2 separate regions of the Mus musculus genome follow, and region 2 is linked to region 1. Evidence: chromatin loops called from intact Hi-C (ENCODE). Cell type or tissue: gastrocnemius. All regions are shown on one strand.

The links. A loop is a pair of places that touch in the nucleus more often than their neighbours do. Peaks named below come from ENCODE experiments on the same cell type or tissue, not always from the same donor. Only the 100,000 strongest peaks of a DNase experiment are listed, where the experiment ranks them.
Region 2: a loop joins it to region 1, with 4 times the contacts of the local background. A loop is called at or near these places in 3 of 42 quality-filtered maps.

The regions. Positions count from the first base shown.
Region 1 is chr5:25,098,607-25,101,106 of GRCm38, reverse strand. It overlaps Prkag2 (protein kinase, AMP-activated, gamma 2 non-catalytic subunit), which reads left to right and starts at 465. Exons shown (of 16, transcript NM_145401.2): 1 at 465-1,096. The coding sequence starts at 983. Gm42232 (a long non-coding RNA gene) reads left to right here and starts at 1,104. Exons shown (of 2, transcript XR_880887.2): 1 at 1,104-1,254. 2900005J15Rik (RIKEN cDNA 2900005J15 gene) reads right to left here and starts at 132. Exons shown (of 1, transcript NR_027851.1): 1 at 1-132. In gastrocnemius, no CTCF peak of the experiment used is centred here; DNase peaks (open chromatin) are centred at 130, 346, 816 and 1,248; H3K4me3 peaks cover 2,500 bases; H3K27ac peaks cover 2,241 bases.
Region 2 is chr5:25,221,521-25,224,020 of GRCm38, reverse strand. It overlaps Galnt11 (polypeptide N-acetylgalactosaminyltransferase 11), which reads right to left and starts at 1,149. Exons shown (of 12, transcript NM_144908.4): 1 at 990-1,149. In gastrocnemius, no CTCF peak of the experiment used is centred here; DNase peaks (open chromatin) are centred at 923 and 1,153; H3K4me3 peaks cover 1,617 bases; H3K27ac peaks cover 1,356 bases.

The DNA of each region.
Region 1 (2,500 bases):
ACCTAAACAGAGACACAGCAAAACCAGATGGATCAGAATCAGCTCCTGGCGAGTCCGGAGCTGGCCTACCTTGAGACAGAGAGTGCACGGCGACCACCCGGGGGCAGCGTGGGCCGCGTGGAGTGGGACAGTGGCGCCGCACGCCGCGCACTTCCTGTTCAACGCGCGCGCCGCCTGCCACCGCCCAGCGCTCCCAGAGCCTACGTTGGTGCCAGACCCGGCCCCCACAGTTCCCCGGGTCCCGGGGGCCGCGGCTCAGAGGCCGCCCGGGGCGGGCGCCCTGCCCTATTCTCCCCTAGGGGCTGGGGCGCGCCCTTCGGCCCGCAGAACCCAGCCAGCCGCCGCCACAGTTTATTCCTGCGGCCACGCGCCAGCCCAATTGCGACGAGTCTTCGCCTTTGCACCTCCTCTTCCCCCTCTGCCCTCCCTCTCGCCCAAAGAGGAGGCCCTCCGGGTCCCAGGCTCCCTGTCGCTTTATTGTGCGGCCCAGGGTTATGCATTTCTCTACCAAGTGTCTCTGGCCACCGTTTCCATCGAGGCACAGACACGAGAAGGCTGTTTTCCAAATTGCTGTTGTTAATTGCACCTGCCTGGCCGACTACCTCTGGGAATTTGTGGGAGGAGCCGAGAGGTGGAAAATGTTGCTTCGCTTTGCAGAAGGAGGAAAACTTTATCACCCAGCACAAGACTTCTGCCACGCGTAACCAAAAGTAGCACGGGCCGAGACTCTGCACCCAATGATTCCGTAGGAGAAAGAGGACGCTCCAACCCGGCATTCCGCGGACTGCCAGCCCCTCGGGTGGAGCCCCGCGTGTTACCTGCGCCACCCGCCCTCCCCGCGGAAGTCCCCACGAGGTGTTTTCAGGGTGGGAGGACAGTCATAAAAAGCGCGTGGCTCCAGTGTAACGGCAGCAGTCCTGGGAGGCAGCGAGGGGACCGAACCCCGGGGACGAGGCACCGGAATTAACTTCTAGCTAAAGTTATGGGAAGCGCAGCCATGGACACCAAGAAGAAGAAAGAGGTTTCCAGCCCGGGCGGGAGCAGTGGCAAAAAGAACCCTAGCCTGAAGAGGCGGTCACTGCGAGTGCACATTCCGGTGAGTCCCATCCCTGGAGCTCCAGACTCCCGCGGCGCCTAGGCGGTTAACAAGGGACACTCTGCGCGCGCCGTCCTGTCCCTCCTGTCCCTTCGGGAGGCTGGGGAGGGGGAGGGGCAGGGCCCAAGCTGGGCCGCAGAGCCCGAGATTGGATCTTGGTCCGTACTATAGTGGAGCTATGGGATTGTCTAGGACAGAGGCAAGGGTGTCTGCTGGGAAGCGAGTACGAGAAGCGCGCTCCCGGGTGCGCAAAGCCTGGTGGCGGACTGGGCGTAGCCCTGGATCGGGCCGGTGCGGGTGCTGGGGAGGGGGGTGGTGAGTTGTGTTGTTTTGTTGAAAAGGACCTCTTGTGAAGTGCGGGGAAGCGTGAGTTGAGGAGCCGCCGCCGCCACCGGGGACTGAGGAAAGGAGTGGTGGGTGGGAATATCGCGGGGTGCCACGGTGAGGCAGCACCCCCAAATAGCTCTCCCTCCACACCAATTTCAGGATGCATGTGAGTCGCGGCTGGAGCCCTTTGCAGTGATTCCCGTGGTTTGACTCCAGGAATATTTTGTGCCTCGTGGAATTTGGGGGCTTGAGGTTTTCTCGGCTTACTATACAGGGCTATTGCTAACTTCAGCCCAGAATACCCTGCCACCTTGGTTGGACTCTGGTGACATTGACTTAAACAGCCGGAGGGAGCAGCATGCAGAATAGCTTGCTCAGTGCTGAGCATCAGTCTGGTTTGCCCTAGCTGGTAGCCCAAGGGCACTTGTTCTCCTCTCTGTAGAGGGGGATCAATTCTCAGGAGGTGTACCCCAGCCTTTAGCTTTACCCAAAGGGAAACCCCACTTGGCTACATCCTGGCAGCGACCAAGCAAGCAATGGTTTTTACAAATGAACATGCTAAGCAGTGTGGGACAGCTCCATGAGCCCCACCTGCCAGTGATACCTGGTGGCATCTACACTGAACCCTGCACAGCATGGGCAGCACCGCTTGCCAGCACTACCCTGAAGAATGAGTACTAGGCTTTTCCCATTGCTTGTCCCAAGCCTTTCCTTTTAGATTCAGGGCCCCTATCTTCATTTAATTCCAGTCCAGGAATGTGGTACTGAGTGGAGTCTTGGGGCTTGGAGCCCCACACACAGCTAATGGGGGTACTTTGGGGAGCAATTTAAAGTTGGGCATCTGGACAATTCATGAGTCCCACGGTGACCTAAACATATAGGGATATGAATTTTATTTGAGAAAATACTTATTACATTGCCTATGTAAGACATTTTAAAACTATTGAAATAGAAAGTTAGACATTGCTGCTAAGATCCGTTTCACGGTGACCTTTTGAGCTGCCCTTTAACCACTGAGCTTGTCCTGTTTGTCTCAAAAAATGGTGCCAATTTGTCCACCTTTTGGAGAGGTTGAAA
Region 2 (2,500 bases), 120 kb before region 1:
ACAACCAAGAATAGCCTCAAACAGATACAGATAAAGGAAAGACCATGGATTCCAATTCAAATGAAGTATCTAAACCAGGTAAACTGAGAGACTGAAGAAGAGCAGGAGTCCCTGCCCTATGTTATAATGTCTGTCCTGAGTGATTGATTTTGGAAATATATGGCACTGCCTGTTAAGACAACACTGTGAATGTACCCGATGCCATTCAACTATACTAGTAAAATAATCAATAAACTTCATGTTAATTATACTTCACAAGAAAAATAGTAATATAAAATTGTTAAGAAACCTGGCAAGAAACAGCACAGAAATGTTAGAGATTTGATTCCAGGGCCATCAAATGAAAACTATAGACTACGGTATGGTGACATTTCAGTTGCAGAGCTCCGTGGCAGGCACATGCTGAGGGTAAGAAAGGCTTACTTCCTGTTTTTCTTAAAGCATTATTTCAAATAAAAGAAGAAATAAGTTTGAAGTAACTGTTTTGTTGGGCCCACGGACTAGAAAGCGTCTCCAGGGTCTCATTTTTTGTTTGAAGATAAGCAACCAACCAACATGATGGCTCTCAAAGTAAAAGGACAAGATCTGACAGACAGGTGGCGGGTCTTCCTATATTTATATTTAAAGCACTAGTTTGGGGTGTACGAAAACCATAAAAGGTAATTTTTTTAACAAGCATACTGCAAAGAAACATGCATCCTTTCTGTCTTCCAGCCTCCTGTACCGACGCGGTCTAAATCCTGACCGTAATAACAGCAATAAAGATAAAATCGGTATTTTTTTCTAGTAAATCACAACACTGGCTGGAGGTTACGGCCACCGAGAGAACGGCCATGCGCAGTACCCATCACTGCTGTTGAATCCGGAAGCAGCTCTGGCCTCCCAGGCCACCAAGCCTGCTCCAGCAGCCGCGTCCCTTCAGGCCGCAGCCCACGCTCAGGCGCCGACGTAGGCCGCGCGGGGTCAAGCGCCGCGGGCCGGCTACTCACCGCGACACCCGCAGGCCGGGATAGCGGCGCTCCAGGGCACGGGCTGCGGCATCTCCGCTCCCGCCACAGCCCGGGCCGAGCCGCACGAGCCGCGGCGCGCGACGCGGCCCACGACACGCAGCCTTGCGGAGCCCTCGCGTCACGGCACGCGTCACCGCACGCACGCCCTCGCCTCCGAGGATGACGTCACCGCCCGCGGCCTGGCGTCACGAGGCCCGGGCTCCTCCCCGCCCAGTGTGGAGCTGAGCTCTGTCCCATAGGGCCTTAGTGAAGTTCACTCCAGAGAGAAGCTTAGATGAGGGGACGACTTTTTCTTGGAGAGAATGTGAGGAAATTTAGCAGATCAAACAGAATGGTAAGGTTTTGGTAGTTGGTCCATTAATGCTGCTTTACATTGACGGGTATCTATATTAATCCTGTTATCTCACCATGCTATTCAGCCAAGACTTTTTTTTTTTAAATCCGTGATGTCTGGTAGAGCAATGGGACATATGTAAGGAGAAAATTCTGCGTCCCTTATTTTTAAGAAAGCAGCATCTCCTGAACCAATAAATTGTTCTAGCTAGCATTAACCCAGGATACTTCCCTCCTGCATTAACTGGCTGTGGTGACCGACTTTGACTTGAAATGCCCCACTGGGGCTTATGTGGAGCTTGGTGCCTGCTGGTGGTGCAATTGCCAAAGATTGTAGAAACTTTTTGGAGGTGGGGGTCAATCTAGAGGGAGAAGGATCAGGGATGTCCGAGGGTCTTACCTGGTCCAATTGTCCAAGTCTCCTTCTGGCTTCCTGCCCATCATGAAGTAAATAACCTACCCCATATACTGCTGTCATCCTGATGTTCTGCTCAAATGCGATGGCCAAGCAACCATGCAATAAACCCTCAGTAACCATGAACCAAAATAACTCTTTTCCCTTTAAGTTGTCAACACAGTGGCACAAAATTAACTCATATGTGGCCCTGCCAAATACTTACTAGTATTGTGAGGCTGTAGGATGCTCTGTGAGGTTACCTAGGTCTATCCTTAAGGCTGAAATCCTGATGGCCCTTATCTGTGTCCTTCCATGGCCATTGCCCTCAGTCAAACAGTTGCTGCTCAATGCCAAAGAAAGCATTTTTCATAGTTCCCATTCTTGTCCACACAGCATCTTAACGGGAACTCATGGTTGTTTAAGGGATGACTCTCTCACGAGAGGGCAATAGAACAGAAGCATTGTCATGCCATAACCATGTGTCTGCTATTGTTCCTGTATGTGTGACAACGTTCCTGACAGAAACTACTTAAGGGTTTATTTTGGCCACAGTGTGAGGTACAGCCTCTGCTGTGGTGGGTAAGCCATGGCAAGCAGAGGTCTAAGGTAGCCTGTGACACTTCACCCTCAGGAGGCCCAGAGAGGCTGGTGCTCATCTTACAACCTGGTTTGTTTTGTTTTTTTGTTTTGTTTTGTTTTTTTCTTTTTATTTGATCCCTGCTCCATGGCCACCCACATTCCAGGTAGGTTTTCCTTACTC